Linked DNA regions of Homo sapiens: region 1 is linked to region 2. The links are chromatin loops, found by intact Hi-C in ENCODE. Cell type or tissue: gastrocnemius medialis. All regions are shown on one strand. Each heading gives the region's core, and the rest is flanking DNA. Links, peaks and the distances in the headings are about the cores only.

Region 1 (9,017 bases), core at 703-8,702, 810 kb after region 2:
GAGAAATAGAGGACACCCAGAGAGAAAAAGATGTTGTCTGGATAGGTCTGCTTCCCTCTCTGCCACCAAAAGGGAAGATGTAAAATCGATGCAGGAATAGAAAACCAAATTCCACATGTTCTCATTTATAAGTGGGAGCTAAGCATTGGGAACATGCAGACACAAAGATGAGAACAATAGACACTGGAGACTACTAAATCGGGGACGGGGAAAGGGGTGAAAGCGGAAAAGCTGGCCGGGCGCGGTGGCTCACGCCTGTAATCCCAGCACTTTGGGAGGCAGAGGTGGGCAGATCATGAGATCAGGAGATCGAGACCATCCTGGCTAACACAGTGAAACCCCGCCTCTACTAAAAATACAAAAATTAGCCGGGCGTGGTGGCGGGCGCCTGTAGTCCCAGCTACTCGGGAGGCTGAGGCAGGAGAATGGCGTGAACCCGGGAGGCGGAGCTTGCAGTGAGCCGAGATCGCGCCGACAGAGGGAGACTCCGTCTCAAAAAAAAAAAAAAAAAAAAAAAAAAAAAGAAAGCGGAAAAGCTGACTCTCAGGTACTATGGTCACTCCCTGGGTGACGGGATCATTTGTACTCCAAACTCCAGCGACACACTATTTACCCATGTAACAAACCTGCGCGTGTGCCCCGTGAACCTAAAATAAAAGCTGAAAGAAAAAAAAGAATTGCGCTGTGTGCCAACCCTTTAACTCATAGTGATTCTACTCACAGAGGCCTAGAATCCATGTTAGCATTCTTCCTTCTCGGGAGGAGTGAGCAGGAGGGAAGCATGGGGCTTCCTAAGGACCTGTGGCCCTTCCTTTGCTCTATGGCTGAGGAGCTCATGACCGTCTGATCCTCCTGCAGATAACTAAACTGGACAAAGCATCCAAAACCGACGATCTGCAGGCACAGGAGACTGGAGAGTGAACACCATCAGGCAGATTCTGGAGCGGGGATGACACTCAGAACAAAGGAATGGTGTGGTGTGAGACTGCGGTTTGTATGGGGTTTTTGACTCTAGAGCAAACTGAAATCTGCATTCTGTAGGGTGGCTAAAAGTCTGCTACAAACTCCATATTCTTTCCAATTCAAAAAACTAGATGTCTGAGTTTAAGGTCACCACACATACCCAAAAGTAAGGGAGCAATCCCTGAATGGAGAGAACCAGAGAAAGAGGGCCCCAGATTTTGCGTATAAGCTCTGCCAAGTCTGCATGAGCCCTGCAGCATGTGCTCCCAGAAGAGACTCCAGGAAAGCTTAGGGCCGCTGCCAAACAGACAAAGCTTGTAGTCTGAGTTTAATCAATTGCATTATCTTCTGGGGATAGGGAGGAAGTACTCTTCAGGATATGACCGGATAAAACATAATCAATCTCCCAAATGTAACGTTCACAAGTTCCAAGACATAATCCCAAACCACAAATGAGTAACTAGCAATATCTGACCTAAAAGCCTGGGCCTCTTGCTTCATTATCGAAGCTAGGGCCAGCTTTTCTCAAAGTGGGGGTCCCTGGGACCCTTTCAGGGTCCATGAGGTCAAACTATTTTTATAATAATGCTAAGTTGTTATCTGCCTTTTTCTTTTTCATTTTCTTGCAAGTGTACAGTGGAGTTTTCCATGAGCTATATATATGACATATGTTAAAACAGATTGAATATAAAAGTAGTTATGAGAATCCAGCTCACTTCTATTAAGCTAGATATTGAAGAGGTTTGCAAAACTGTGAAACAATGCTATTTTTCTTACTAACTTTTTTCCTAATTTGGAAAATCTAGTTATTTTTCATAAAAAAGATGAGCTTATCTTAAATAAATTAATAAAATATTTTTTAAATTTCTAAACTTTCATTTATAATGTGGTAAATATAACTATTACCCACATAAACAAAAATTCTTAGAGATCCCCGGTAAGTTTGAAGAGGATAAGTGGTTCTGGGACCACAGAATCTGAGAACTGCTGGTATGAGGCAGTTATTCTCAAACTTCAACATACATCAGAGTCACCTGGGCAGCCTGTCAAAACAGATTGCTGGGTCCCATCTCCAGAGTTTCTGATGGAGGAGGCCTGGGTAAGACTTAAACATATTCATTTCTAACAAGTTCCCAGCTGATGCTGATCCAGGACCCTCTCAGGTGTAAGAGATGTTGTGTGTGTAGGACAGACACCCCCAACCCCCTTGCAGCACCAAGGCATTTATTTCCCAGCTGCCTCAACTTCTAGGTGGCTCACAGCTGAGTCTGTCCTTAGGCATTGCCCTGGGAAGAAGGGGTTTCCTTGTCCAGTGTTACATCTCCTCAGGGATCGATGCTACATCACACTCAGCGACTGAGTGATGTGGGCACACAAAGGCCCAGCCTCTTTGCCTCCATGTGTGATGATTCTGGAAAATCTTTCAGCTTTGGAGCTCCCCTGGGATCAGCTGGGGTCCTCTTTTCAGGTACATCTCAGTTTAACATCTCCCCCTGCTCAGTCCTGCTGCCTTCACTCCCTCACAGTTGTTCCCAATAACATTCTCTAATAAACACATATCTCCATGACAGAGTCCCCCACATCTGACAAAGGACTACTTTGTCAGAGGACTTAATCTGTAACAAATGGTGAGAGCATGGGCCTGCTTTGTAGACTTCATAGTCCCCAGTCTTTCTTTTTATTTTATTTTTTTAAATTTTTCCATAAGTTATTGGGGTACAGGTGATATTTGGTCACATGAGGAAGTTCTTTAGTGGGGATTTGTGAGATTTTGGTGTACCCTTCACCCGAGCAGTATACACTGCACCATATTTGTAGTCTTTTATTCCTCACTCCCCTCCCACTCTTCCTCCCAAGTCCCCAAAGTCCATTGTGTCATTCTTGTGTCTTTACTTCCTCAGAGCTTAGCTCCCACATATCAGTGAGAACATACAATGTTTGGTTTTCCATTTCTGAGTTACTTCTCTTAGAATAATAGTCTCCAGTCTCATCCAGGTCACTGAAAATGCTGTTAATTCATTCCTTTTTATGGCTGTGTAGTATTCTATCGTAAATATATACCATAGTTTCTTTATTCACTTGTTGATTGATGGGCATTTGCGTTGGTTCCACTATTTTGCTATTGTGAATTGTGCCGCTATAAACATGTGTGTGCAAGTATATTTTTTGAATAATGACTTCTTTTCCTATGGGTAGATACCCAGTAGTGGGATTGCTGGACCAAATGGTAGTTCTACTTTTAGTTCTTTAAGGAATCTCCACACTGTTTTCCATAGTGGCTATACTAGTTTACACTCCCACCAACAGTGTAGAAGTGTTCCCTGTTCACTGCATCCACACCAACATCTACTGTTTTTTTTTTAAATTTTTTGATTAGGCCCATTCTTGCAGGAATAAGGTGGTATCACATTGTGGTTTTGATTTGCATTCCCTGATCATTAGTGATATTGAACATTTTTTCATGTTTGTTGGCCATTTGTATGCCTTCTTTTAAGAATTGTCTATTCATGTCTGTAGGCCGCTTTTTCATGGGGTTATTTATTTTTTTCTTACTGATTTGAGTTCGTTGTGGCTTCTGGATAGTAGTCCTTTGTCAGATGTATAGACTGTGAAGATTTTTTCCCAGTCTTTGGGTTGTCTGTTTACTCTGCTGACTGTTCCTTTTGCCATAAAAAAGCTCTTTAGTTTAATTATGTCTCAGCTATTTATCTTTGTTTTTATTGCATTTGCTTTGGGTTCTTGGTCATGAAACCCTTGCCTAAGCCAATGTCTAGAAGGGTTTTTCCAATGTTATCTTCTAGAATTTTTATAGTTTCAGGTATTAGATTTAAGTCTTTAATTCATCTTGAGTTGATTTTTGTTTAAGGCAAGAGATGAGGGTCCAGTTTCATTCTCGTACATGTGACTTGCCAATTATCCCAGCACTATTTGTTGAAAAGAGTGTCCTTTCCACACTTTATGTTTTTGTTTGCTTTGTTGAAGATCAGTTGGCTGTCAGTACTTGAGTTTATTTCTGGGTTCTCTATTCTGTTCTATTGGTCTATGTGCCTATTTTTACACCACTATCATGCTGTTTTGGTGATGATGGCCTTATAGTATGGTTTGAAATCAGGTAGTGTGATGCCTCCAGATTTGTTCTTTCTGCTTAGTCTTGCTTTGGCTATGCAGGCTCTTTTTTGGTTCTATATGAATTTTAGAATTGTTCTTTCAATTCTGTGAAGAATGATGGTGATAGTCCCCAGTCTTTCTGATGGGCAGAGTGGCAGTTCTCCTGCCGGCCAGACTGCTTTGCTTTTGCTTATGTCTGGACAAGTTTGAAGCTCAAGTCTCCAGTACTGAGCGTGTGGCTTCTCCTGTAAAGCATCCCCACTGGTGTGCAGAGTCCTGGAAAGATGGTTAGGGAAAATGATCTGGGTTAGTCATCCTGACAATGGGCTGCTGGAGCTGACTCATGCCTGCTCACAGTGCTCACTGTTCTATTTTTAGGAATTCACCAAGCTGAGTGTTAAACACAGTGATGTTACAAATTAAATTATATAAAGTTACAATTAACTAGATCATATAAGTATATAATTAAATAAATATATAATTAAATATGAAACAAATTATATTTTTAAAGGTAATGTGAACTCAAAGCTTATCACTTCCTAATTATTTGACTGCATTTTAGCTAATATTCTTAGGATTATTGACATCTATTGTATCTGTGTAATGAAAACGGTATGTGATGGTGCACCACACAGATACAAAAGATGTTAATAACCTTAAGAAAATAGATAATAGAAAAGGTAGTCAAATAATTAGAAAAAAAGCAAAGCCAAGTGTTTGGAAGATAAAAGAGTTGCTAAACTCTGGGAAAACAGCCAACAAGGGGCTGAGTTGATATCTTTCCCATCCCAGCTCAGAAGCTTCCCGTTTTCCTGAGCCAAGAGACCACTGGAACCTATTCCATTTCTTTTAGCTCTTTGCTGATGGCAACGCTATGCCTTCTCCACTAGTGTGGATGGAATTCTGACTTTCTTATTTATTTATCTGATCCTATCTATGCTTATCTTCTGCTACCAACTGTGTGCTGAGCATTGGAATAGAGAAGACATGCCCTTGTCCTTGGGTCGTTCAAGTCTAACAGAAAATACAGACATGCATAAAAGTAAAGAAATATAGTGACATGTACACATCTAATTAAAAAGAGAACCGCGTAAATATCTATTGAATAGAACCCTTGGAAGCATCAGATAACTGATTGCCTATTAGGAGAATTTCACAGAACCGAGAAGACACAGGCAATGTCTGTGTGGAACAGCTGAGATCTGCCAGGTAGGCAAATGATGCCAATTGGAAAGAACGTTATATGCAAAGGCATGTCAACAATTCAGGGTATAACTTTTGGTCGTGGGGACGGTGCAGAGCTGCCTACACTCTGCCTTGGTTTTTGAAGGCCACATGTTATCCTATCAGCATTAAGTCTGCTGGCATCAGAGAAAGGCCAGCTGGCTTACATGGGAATCACAGCCCTGACTAAGGCTGTGCTCACAGGCTATTATAATCCCCTGAGCTAATTGGACACTATTTCTATATTCGTGTGCTCCTGCAGCTTTGTAGGATGATTCAGAGATTTTATGATTAATCTCATATTGGAAAGGGCACCTGTGGAACCACTTCTCTGAAAATCTTCCAATGACAAGACTTTCTCATTGTTGGTGATGGTTCAGACTGACTTGCTGGGTGGAAGGTGTTGACAAGGCATCAGATGACCTGCAACTTTTGCTGTCTGACTCCCGAATCACGTCCAGGGCTGGTCCACTGACCTTGATCTTAGAATAATTGATTTGGATGAACTAAAATCCTGGCAAGAGTCCTAGAAGCTTCAGCAGCTTGTGCTAAAAAGTTGTTTTCCATTTCCTATATAGCAAAAGGGAGCTTGCTCTGGTATTGAAATCAGGACATAGCACAAGTCCCTCTAGACCCCTGTGTAGCCATAGCCTTCAGCTTTTTCTCTGGAACCAAAAGGCTTCAGTGAGGACCCAAGAGCAATGAGGATGTTGGACACTGCAGGCAAATGAGAGTGGTCTGTCTTAGCTGTCCCATTATTGGGGAAGATTGACAAGTTCCAATTGGTGGGCCCTAAGCCTTTCAAATATATCATGTCATAATAAACCTGTTTGCATTTCTGTCTCTCTGGCAAGACTGCCAGCTCTTTGAGGGCAAAGACTGGGTTTAATATATCTATGGGATTCCAGGTGTTAAATGCTTGGATGGGTGCATGGATGAAAGAATGGATGGATTGAGAGATGATTAATCTTGCCCTATAGGACTTAGAGTAAAAAAAATTAAGTAACTTAGAAAATGTTCATTAAATAGTTAACTATGTACAAGAAACTTTTCTAAGTCTTCTTTATGGATTATTTTATTTGATCTTCATAACATTCCTATGAGAAATATATTATTAGCTTGTCTATTTACAAATGAGAAGTCTTACTTTAAAAAGATTAGTCACTTTCTCAAGATTACTTTTCTCACAAGATCACTTTCACTTTCTTAATTCACTTTCTCAAGATTAATGAGAGGAAGAGGCTAGGTTCAGGATCATTTTTTCTGACTCCAGAGTCCTAATTATGAAACACAGTTGAGTAAGGGAGATAACCTAGTGCCACAGGCATTGAGGGGAGGTAGGGAATGGAGTAGGCTGGGGCAGTAAGAGAATGCTTCTTGGGCAAAATGGGATCGAAACTGAAGTCTACAGGGTAGTTAGAATGTAAAGAACTGCAAAGGGGATGGGAAAATGTTCCAGAAGGGAGGGCAGAGTGGGCGAAATCTTGTTGGGATTGTGATAGTCTGTGCCAGGCTGTGAGAAGATGAGAAAAGGAGGGGACTGGAGGGGTAGTTTGCAGCCAAATGTGTCTCTGAACCAACCTTCCTCCATTGCCTTTTTCCTGGAACTTGTCCATTCAGATGAAAGAAGATGTCAGTCTTGTAACTTACTTCTTTCATCAGTAGGTCTGGGTCTGTTGCATGACTTAGACCAAAGGAGTAAGTAAAGCAGAAATGCCCACATTCATGCCAGGCTGGCACTGGAGTTACTTCATGTGAGAAAGTTGCCTGCTGCCTGCTACCTGTGGCTTAGCCAGCCTTGCTTGAGGTCTCCACAGAGGCTACCATTGGCATTGTGAGAGGCAAAGAAAATAGGCCGCGTCAGAGGCAGATTTGCAAGTAAGCAGGAAGCTCCTTAGAACCCTTGCCAAGAGGAACTGCAGTACTTAGTGTTCAATTAAACAGCGTAATAGAAGAGGGCACTCGGAGCAAGTTATAGGGCAATTGAAAGCTGCTCCATTATGTTTGAAAATGGGACATAGAGTGTTCCCCATTTCAGATTACAAGGTCAGAGTGTCAAATGGGATCATCAGTGCAGATATTGAAGACTCTGTGAAAGGGTGGTGATAATCAATAGTTACAATGGAGGCTTACATGCTAGGCAATGTGCCAGGCACTCCATATGTGTCATCTAATTAAATTCTTACAACACTTCTGTGAGGATATAGAGATTCAGAAAGGTTAATTGACTTGCCTAAAACCATCCAGCTTTTAAGTTGTTGAGTCATATTTGAAAGCCAATTCCATCAGGCTCCAAGAGATTTGCATTATAAGTGCTTCTGCAAAAATATTCCAAATATTCTCCTCCTGAGAATAAAGTATGATCTACTCCAGTGAAAACCAAATGTCCCAACAATTAACACTATGAGAACACTCTAGACCTAGAGTCATGCGAATTGTGGGGTGTTAGAAAGGCTATTGGACCAGTTATTAGAAGACCTGAAATATGGTTTCTAGACCTTTTGATGAATACCTGAATGACTCTTCTTAAACTTGGAGGGAGTATATGTAAAGGAGTTATCATAGTGACTAGCTTGCAGTGAATGTGTAATAAATGTACCTTCTTGTTATTATTTGAAACACTAAACATTGCTTAAAGACTTCCAGAAATGGCTTCATGGTTGGGAGCCACAATACTAGACAATCTCTAAAGTCTTTTCTAGTTCTAAAAGTTTGATTCTTTCTGCTTTCTCCATCCCTATCTTCAAGGTTTTCCTAGAAACTTTTGAACCTGCATTAAAGCATAAAGCTCAATCCTAATCCTCCTATTTAGAGGCACCATAGTTGACATCAAATATATTTTCTTCTGATCTATTTTCTTTTGTGTTTTTACATAATAAATATTATTTTGCATAACAAACTTCTATCATGTTTTCTTCATTTAACTTTTTCTTGTGTTTTTTCACATACTTAAATTTTTTCCTCAATATTACTTTCAATGACTGAAGAATAATCTGTCATTTGGACATTTTGAAAATATTGGTCAGTTTGCTTGTTTATAACATTTAACTAAAAGAAATAATGCTTCAATTAATATCTTTGTATAACAAATCATAGCATATAAAATTATTTCCTAAAGGCAGAGACTTTGAATTGAAGAAGAAATTGCCATGCTTTTATACAAGTTATCCTGGTTCTTGACTTATGAGTCATTTTGCCAATTGAAGCTATTTCTTCAAGTATTATTTTAAAGATAGACGTGTGGATGGTACATTTATTTAACATGTGTACCTGAGAGTATTTTCCTGTTGCTTTCACATATGAATTATTGTATTCTATTGTTATCCCCTCAAAACCATTTCTCTCTTTTTCTCTATAACTTAGTATCACAGAGGAAAAGTGTATCATCATACAGATATATATTTCTTTGCAGGTCATTTGTGGATCATCTGAAAGGATGCTTATAGAATTTTATTTTTACTTATAATTAAAATATTCCATTTTAGACTTACATCTGAATTTGGGTCATTTTCTTTGATTCTATCTGAGAATGTAGTAAGATTTCTCACCCTAATATCTTCCTATTAAAATTCTCCTTAAAAAACTATGCAGAACGTTCTTCAACTATGTTCTCCAGTATTGATTCAATATTAATGATTCCGGATTTTTCCTTAGAAATTCATATAATTATTAGGTGGAATGTTTAGCCTCTGTTTTCTCTCTATATATAATCACTCCCATCT
Region 2 (9,017 bases), core at 778-8,777:
CAGCTGTACGCCACAGGTGGGCATGATGGGCCTTTGGTGAGGAAGAGCGTTGAGGTTTACGATCCTGGAACAAATACCTGGAAGCAAGTGGCAGACATGAACATGTGCCGGCGCAACGCAGGTAATGACTGCTCTCTCCATCTCCCCTTTGGGGGTTGTGTGCCTTTTCTCCCTGAAGACACTGGCTCTAAACAGCAGGGAGATTTCCCAGGGTCTGGAGCTGAGCGTATATCCTGAACAGGGAGTGTGCATTTGCCAGGTGGGCTCTTGATTAGAGGAGGGGAGAAATTGAGACCCCAAAAGCTAGCTGCAGATCCTGCAACCTAGATGCAGAGGATCCCCTTTCCCCGCAGTGAAGGGTGATGACTTTTACCGCACACAGATGAGCACAGACCTGGGAAAGTCCTCTGGTTGCCATCAGTGCCCGCTGCCCAACAGCTTTAGTAGGTAGCTAAGGACAGGGCTCTGTGGACAAGGGCCAGACAATGGCACTTGGTTCTATCTTTTCTTTGCCAGTGCCTGGCTAGGAGAACTTCTCACTTCCTACTTGAAAGCAGTCTCCTTCCTTGCAGGGACAGTTGGACCCTTGATGAGTTCTCCTTTCCTTATTGCTTTCTTTGTATTCCTGTCTTTGCTTTCCTTCTTGTCTCCTATGCCTTCCTGTAGGAAAGATTTACTGTAGTGTATTTAGGTTTATATTTCTTGGAGCATGAGGCCCCTTTTAAGCTATTTCCTTTTTGAGCTTTGCCTTGTGGGTCGTGTACTGTGTCAGTATATCCTTTATGCCTCTTTGCTTTAGGAAAGTGTTGGCTTAGCCCAACTTCCCAGGCTGGAAGGACACACAGGTGACTTTCAGGCAGATCCATTTTCATTATTCTCATATTACCTGTTTGCTAAGCCCATTCGTGGCTGACTTGGAAGTGTAAACCGGGGGGGGGGGTGGTGATATTTACTAATTTACTCATTGCCTAAGCCTGCTGCCAAGTTCTCATTTGGCTTTAAGCCACATGAGCAAAGAATTACAGGACCCTTAAGGCAGCTAGTCTATCTAGAACCTGGGAATTCAGTTTAGATGTAAATGTGTGTTTGTATAAAATTCATACATAGATATTTCTATTTTTTAATAACAAAAATGGAATTACACTATAACACTATTTTATAACCTGTTTTTTAAAAAAACTCACTTTACAATCTCTCATGAACGTCTTATTACAACACTAAACTTATTTATATGATATTATTTTAAATGACTATATCATAATTTAAACAACCAATCTACTATTGGACACAGGTTATTTCCATCTTTTCTATCCTATAAGTAATACTTGAGTGATTATAAATGGTCTTTATAGCTAAATTAGTACACACATTTAAAATTATTTCTTTAGAATAAAAGGCCAGAAATGGATTTTTTTTTTTTTGAGACAGGATCTCGCTCTCTCAGGCTAGATTGTAGTGGCATAATCTTGGCTCTGCAACTCTGCCTCCTGGGCTCAAGAGATCCTCCCACCTCAGCCTCCTGAGTAGGTGGGACCACAGTTATGCGCCATCACGCCTGGCTAATTTCTGTATTTTTTGTAGAGACAGGGTTTCACCATGTTGCCCAGGTTGGTCTTGAACTCCTGGGCTCAAGTGATCCATCTGCCTTGGCCTCCCAAAGTGCTGGGATTACAGGTGTGAGCCACTGTGCCTGGCCAGAAGTAGAATTTTTTAATCAGAGGAAGCACATGTATTTTAGACGCCATCCAGGAGGGTGTCCATTTTTTCGTCTCACCAGTATTTGAGAGTACCTTCAGCAACACTGATAATTACTACTTTTTAGAGTATCACCAATCCCTTAATCTAATTTTGAAAAAATACACAACATATTGGACTGTGGCCTTTGAAAGTCTTAATGAGCAATAATTCATTACATTTTCCTATGCCTTAGACCCTGCTGTATGAGACCTTGCCCAAAATCCATCTCCCTTTGAGATCAGAGTAGGAGCTGTTCTGCATCCCTGGGAGTTGTGTGTGAATGTAGACCCAGTCTTGTAAAGGGATTAGAGACATAACCATCAGCATCACACAGTGTGAATATAACATAGGGCTTATCAGGGAAAAACTTAGCAGCAGAGAAGGAGTAGCATGCATGAAGTCCCCTGAATTGTCTTATTCCCTAGCTCAGGCCTGGCACAGGAGGTCTGTATACACCTTTCCATTAAAGAGGGGTCTGTGCCCATATGCTCTACATACTTATAGTATAGGTATGTGTGTGGCGGGGGGCATACACGTTATAAGTAATCAAAACTCCCTGGTCAGAGAAATGATCCTGTTAGGAAGAAGGATCCTTGGAGCCCAGTGGCTGTTGTCAATATTTTCTTTCACTTAGCAAACTCAAACCTGTGGAGCCAAATCTCTGTTGTATTGCCATGAAGGGAGGAAAAGAGCCTCCCAGGCTATCCAGATTTGTCTCTTGATCAATTCTGATCTCTTAGTGCACCTGCTGTGATGTCTCCCATGGCTTTTGTTTGACTCACAGGGGTCTGTGCAGTAAATGGGCTCCTGTATGTGGTTGGAGGGGATGATGGATCCTGCAACTTGGCTTCGGTGGAGTACTACAATCCTGTCACTGACAAATGGACGCTGCTTCCAACGAACATGAGCACGGGGCGGAGCTATGCAGGTCAGTGTGTGCCATCTCCATGCCCATCCGAGAGGCCTCCAACACACTGGGGGAATGAGGGTTGGGTGGGCCAGTGGGATGAGGGGATGTGAGCTTGCTTAACTTGGGCCTGAGTGCCTCCTCCAGGGATGACAGGTAATTGTTACATGGCCACCACTCCTTCATTCTGCACTCATGACAGATATTGATAATTAGCACTTATTAACCCCTGCCCCTGCCCGAACCCTGTGAACCTGAAGATAGCCTCAGAATTTATAACATTCATTCCATCGAACCACTTCCAACTGAACTGAGTTGTCACAAGTGATTTTAGAATTTCATTGCCATTCCTGGTTTACTTTGTGCCAGGCTCCTAGATGGCATAAGATGCGATTGTTGTTGTCCAGGGTCGAATTGGACAACTGGGAAGACAAGATGATGCATATACAAGTTCTAAATGACATACGCTAGACAGGTTTTAGCACATGAAAGACTGGTGAGAACTGGCAAAGCCAGGGAACCCTTCCTGGAGGAGATAGGCTCAATTAAACTTTGAGGGTGGATCACAATCACACAAATAGCTGTCCTTTACTGCGTGGCTGGCCCCGTGCCATGGGGCAGTGTGTTAGGAACAGAGTGTGCATTTGTTCTCATCTTTTCAACAACCCTTGGGCTGAATGGGACTCTATCCGTCTATTTTATGGATGATATAACAGGTTTGGAGAGTTTAAGTAACTTGCTGAAGGCCACACAGCTAATAAATGGCAAAGTCAGAGTTCAAACCCAGAGTTCTAAGTCCATGCCCTTTGTGCTACCCCAGCTCAGGGTAAGCCTTAGAGTAAGGCACCAGGCGGGTGTGGAAGCTTCTTGGGGAGTGTGTGTGAGGGGTTTGGTGAGTAGCAGGGGCAGGGGTGGCATCAGAGTTGGTACTACTAAGGTTGGGTCCATGGGGAGATGAGCAAATATATATCCATGGTGTAGTTCAGTTCCTTGTATCTGGTTTTCCAGAACCTGGAATAGAGATAACATTATTGATCCAGCATGCACAGAACATACCAGGCATTATCCAAAGTATTTTATAGTCATTATCTCTTTTAATCCATACCACGACTCCAGGAATATTCTTCCGATTCCCATTTTGCATTATAAAGGTCAGTCATTCCATCTTGTTTGACTGCAGAGGAAGATTGTGCTGTGCAAATTTGAAGGAGTTTGCAGCACATTCTTTCAACATAAGACTTCTGTTGTAATGAACTTTAACTTTTTTCTTCCTTTAGAGTTTTTTTCACCTTGTAATACTTTTCTTGGCTAAGTATAAAACATTTTAGAAGAAGTTTGGTCCTGGAGTAATTCTGTTCTGGGATGAGTGAGACAAGTGAGGAATCTTCCCTTGACTCCATGTGTGCCTTAATGAGAGGGGAAGAGTTAAGTGTGGGTGGTTAGAATTTCATATATATGCTGAATATTTCATGTCCCTTTCTTCATTGTCTGCCCTCTCCAGAAGTAGGTAGGAAGGAGACAAGCAAACCTGCAATTTTATGTTCAAACCCACTTACTGAGTCTATTATCTTAAAGTCTAAGGAAATGCTCCAAAATACAAAGATTTATGGACAAATTTATTGGGGCCTTACTTGTAATAGCAAAAAACTGAGAATTACTTAATGTCTGACATGAGGGAAATAGCTAATAATCTATGGGATATTTATATAGTTTATGGATTTTTAATGTTATGAGAAAACATTTGTAATAGCCTGTTAGGTTAAAAAAGGATGCAAAGTTGTATGAACCTTGTGAACTCACGCATATAGTCCTGTATTGGTGGTAGTGGGAGTGGGGGTTGAATAGCTGCTGCTTCTTCTACAGATGGATATTGGAGTCAGATATGAATTTGAATCCCAGCTCTGCCACTAGCCCTGGGTCTCCGGGCCAGGTATTCTATCATACTGAACCCCTGTTGTCTTATTTGTAAAATGGGAATAAAATTAGACTAAGCCTTTTAGGGTGCTGTGAGAATGAAATGCAGTAATACTTGTGAAGAGCTAAGCACAATGCCTGCCTGGCATTAGACACCATGCAGTAAATGATTGTGATTATTGTTAGATGCTAGAAAGTATTCCAAAAAGACAGTGGTGGTTTTCTTTGTGTGAAGGGATTAAAGATTTTTTCTTTGTGTTCTGCATTTTCCAGATTTCCCATAATGAGAATATATTACTTTTATTATTAAGATAAAGGTTATATGAAAAAGCAACACAGGAGCCTGCTTTCAAGAAAAAAAAGCTACCTTCTGAAAGAGATGTCTGAGATTCAAGTAAGATGCTGTCAAGACCAGGCACCTGGACTCAGGTTCTGCCTGCCTTGAAGCTTCTGTGTCTGCACCTTTAGCCAGGAATAAACAGGAAATAGATGTCTTAGCAGAATATCTCCAGTGGGGTATCCTGGCTTGATTTTAGCCATGTTCTCTCAATCTCATCTTCAATCAGAACATTTCATAGTTGTGGGACTATGTTAAAATAAGGCTGCAGTAATATCCTGCCTGTAAACACCTGTAAGTTAGGATTTCATTTAGCAACAGGCACCAGAAACCCTGACAGATACTTTCCTAAATAAGGAAGTGAGTGTATTTGTCTCAAGTAGAAAGAAATCCAAGGTTGGCCTGGGGGCTCAGACTGACAGAACCAGGTTTCTCTTCTCTTTTCTATTCTGCCAGCTTTATCAAGGGCTGCTGCCTCCCCTTGGCCTTGCGTGAGCATTCCAGTCACAACAAGAACAAAGCCAGCGTTGCAACACTGGCACACTTGCCTTTACAGTCTTAGTGGCCAGCACTGGGTCACGTGGCACATCTAGCTGCCAGGCAGTCTGGGAACCTGAGCTTGCAACTTGCTGGTGGCTGTAGTCGAGGATAGCAAGTAGGAAGGATGTTGACGGAATCAACCTGTAATATCTGCCATGTAGCCTCAGTCCCTTACAGTGAGATTTTGGGTCATGCGTGGATTTATAGTTAGGTGCTGAGCATGGTTCACTCGGACTAAAACAGTAACATAGCATACATGTCTGGAGCATTTATCAAAGTCGAGATTGTCACACTGGCAGGGTCTCTTAGATGACATTTGTGTGGGAACTGAGCCTAAAGAGGTCAAAGAACTTGCCAAAGGCCATAGTGCAGGTTGACTGGTGGCAGAGCTAGGAATGGAATTCAGTCTTTCTTGCTCCCATGAAGGCAGCCTGCTGTACTTTCCGCTTCATTCCAGTGTCTTCTAAAAGTAGAGATGAATCACCCATTGCTTCTCTTACAGTGATTCAAATTTAGAACTGCATAGCTGCCCCTGGGCGCTGAGCATTGTTGGGCTGGGTGCTAGGGCTGGGGATGGGAGTCACCACAGTGAGTCCATGTGATGACACAGGGTGAGGCCACTAGTCAGTGGTGTTTGAGGGACTGTGCTCGTAGGTTCAAGTGTCTTGCCAGGACTTGGCTGTTGGAGTGGGGAACAGCCAGCTGCTAGCAGCCTGAGTCCACTTCAATATTAGGATAAAAATTGCACACATTTCCCTTGGCTGTGACTCAGGATATCTTGGATTCATGAACTCACTGGGACTCTGAGTAATTTTGGAGAAGCTAAGATGATAACTTTCTCCCCCTTTCTTATTAGGTGTTGCCGTGATTCACAAGTCCTTGTGACCCAAACTCCTACTGCCAGGAGGTGGAGGAAGGAGCAGGTGCTGCCTGTGACTCTGAACAGCAGGACCTTGGTGACTGGATTCAACTTGCTTGGGAGGGTCTGTGCTGCTGTGAGAACCGCTCTCCTCTGACTTGGCAGACTGGTGTTGTTCATCGCAGTGTGGACACCATTACCCACCCCCGTTCCCCTGAGGTGCTCTGGCCTATGCCCTGAGCAAGGGGGGTCTTGACATCCCCAGGCAGCACCTTTGGGCTTTGTTTTGGTGTTTCTACAGGGACAATACAGACCCTGGAGTGTGTGTGTGTGTGTGTGTGTGTGTAGACCATGGTGTTTCTCTATGTTTCTCTAAGTTGGGGGGTGAGCGTGTGTGACAGTCTACTGGATTTCTTTACTACTGATCCTTTCGCTGTGTTAAAAATCAAGTCACAGAGACCTCTCTTCTGGATTTGTCCCATGGGGACCCTGAGACTACTAAAGCTGCTTTCTTCTGAAGGTCCAGTTGGACAGTCTGGGAATGTCCAGAAATAACCAGTGAGAGGGGCAGTTCTCTGGCCACACCCACTTATGTACTTTAACTACTGTGACTTTGTCTGCAGAAGAGCTGGAAAATTCTCGAAGCTGCACCGTGTCCTCTGTGTGCTAGAATAAGGGACAAATGGGTTCCCTGTGCTTCTCAGCTCACTGTTTTTCCTTGAGTTCTCCTACAGGAAGCAGATGAGAACTGCCCAGTCTTCAGGTTTAGGCCATTGGTCTTTGATGTCATAGATTCCAGGCCTGGGAGGTGTTATGTCTCTTCAGCTGGGAAAACTAGCTCTTCAGAGAAGCCTCGGGTAACACTGAAAAACAAAACAAAACAAAACAAAAACAGGAAAAAAACAAAAAACCAAAGTGGTAAGGATTCAGTTCCTGCCTATAATGGTCTCAGAGAGGGTCCTACTTTTAGGTTTTCCCAGGACAGGACAGTCCCCATTTATACTTATTATCCCAGTTTAATTATTCACAGCACCCCATTTTACTCAGAAGTGTTCTGGTCTGGAGGATAAATAAGAGGTCACCCTCCTCCAGACCCAAAGATAGATTTGTGCCTGTGTTGGATGGGGTCGTGTGTGATTCAGATGGACATTGGATGGCTTCAAAGGAATATACCACTAGAGCTGGCCCTTGGCACTTTGTGACAGTGGTCAAGTCTGTCTAATGTCCTTGTCTTCTTTTTCTTGTGCTTTCCCCCTATTCCAGGGTGTGCACCCTCTCCCCAACCCCCAAGAACCCCACTACTGCTTTCCCTGTGAGGTAGGAGATATCAGTGGGCCTTGGATTTGAGGCTTCCTAAGATGTGCTTGCATTTTAAAAAGGGAGCTTGGTGAGAGCTTTGCTAATTCACAGGTAAAAATTATTAACAATAGAACTTCAAGCATCTTGAGGAGCGGGCATTTGAGGGGGCATGGAGTAATTTGTATTTAAAAAACCTTAAAGTTGTGCTGTTCCTAAACTAGCAAATTGCTCATGCTGAAATTTCTGGCATAAGCAGGGGAAGTCTTGTGTCTGGAGAATAGTCTCATACCTTGCAGTCTGGGACACCCTCCCTACTTTGAGAATCCACCTACAGGAAGCCAAGGAACTTTATAAATCCTGATGTTGGACTTCTGATACGACTGGGCTACTTCCAAGCAGGTGCTGCAGGAGATTGGCATCCCCCAGCCCCTGCAGTTAGAAACCCCGAAGTCTTCCCAGCCAGTGAGCCACTTTGTGTATTTACTGTATATTTATTGTGCCCTAAATGTGCAACTCTCCTAAAGACAAAACTTCTCTTTCTGATGTTAAGCACATGTTACTTCAACAAGATGCTTGGAGAACAACAAGGTACCCAGAATTTTTAGAAGCCTTCAGAAGAGGCTAAAATATCCAGCTTTGGGGGACCTGGAAGAAATGTCTCCAAAGGAAGCAAGGCATGTTTTAGTTGAGTGCTCTGGTCTCACTATGAAGTGGGGATGACTGTGGCTTCATAACTCTACCTGGCTGTGGGTTGGAAGCTGATGGAATGAGAAATGTCCTTTCTCCTTCTCTGAGGAAATTTTGAGACTTGTTTCGGTGTGTCTGTGTGATGGGGATGAGGCTGGGGTTGGGATCTGATGTATGCCATTCACAGAAGCTCTCAATTTCAGATGATAGGTGAATTCCCTGCCCCTCCCCCACCACTGAGAAGCTAGACTTTCATGCGGGAGAGGCTACTTTTATGTGTCGTCTTCCGGGGAAGGGTCCCTCCACTGAAAGCTAGCCAGTCATGTTTTCTGTTTTTGGATTTTTGCAATTGGTTTCACCTCATGTCTCCCTCCCTACAAAGCACTGCCTCTACTGGGCGTGCTGCCAAGGCCATGTGCACTCCATCCTCATGTATCCTTTTTCACGGGGACCAGAACACTGGTACGTCATCACCAAAGCCAATCTGCTCTAGCTGCCCACAGATGCCACCAAAACCTGCTATCTCTTCATCACCAGGTACGATTCTCTTTCCACAGTGGACACAGCAGGCTATTTTCTAGTTTGTGCTGGTCACGTGGTAGATGAAGCCTCTTACTGCCCCACTTAGGGTGGCCACGGCTGCTTGTGAATGCAGCTTTGCCAGTGGCATATCTGTCATCTGATTGCGGTGGTGAAATGGAATTGAGGCCCAAGGTTAGAAGCAGCCGAGACGCCAC

Evidence for each region. A loop is a pair of places that touch in the nucleus more often than their neighbours do. Peaks named below come from ENCODE experiments on the same cell type or tissue, not always from the same donor. Only the 100,000 strongest peaks of a DNase experiment are listed, where the experiment ranks them.
Region 1: a loop joins it to region 2, with 7 times the contacts of the local background. A loop is called at or near these places in 4 of 110 quality-filtered maps.

The regions. Positions count from the first base shown.
Region 1 is chr5:136,807,106-136,816,122 of GRCh38, reverse strand. No RefSeq gene overlaps it. Among named protein-coding and RNA genes, the nearest start is that of CTB-1I21.1, 77 kb to the right of the region's middle. In gastrocnemius medialis, for the core only: no CTCF peak of the experiment used is centred there; DNase peaks (open chromatin) are centred at 4,372 and 5,402; H3K27ac peaks cover 3,025 bases.
Region 2 is chr5:137,619,401-137,628,417 of GRCh38, reverse strand. It overlaps KLHL3 (kelch like family member 3), which reads left to right. Exons shown (of 15, transcript NM_017415.3): 13 at 1-121; 14 at 2,522-2,665; 15 at 6,292-9,017. The coding sequence ends at 6,320. Among named protein-coding and RNA genes, the nearest start is that of MIR874, 24 kb to the left of the region's middle. RefSeq lists an enhancer at 5,450-5,499. In gastrocnemius medialis, for the core only: no CTCF peak of the experiment used is centred there; DNase peaks (open chromatin) are centred at 5,457, 6,017, 6,367, 8,697 and 1 weaker place; H3K27ac peaks cover 7,817 bases.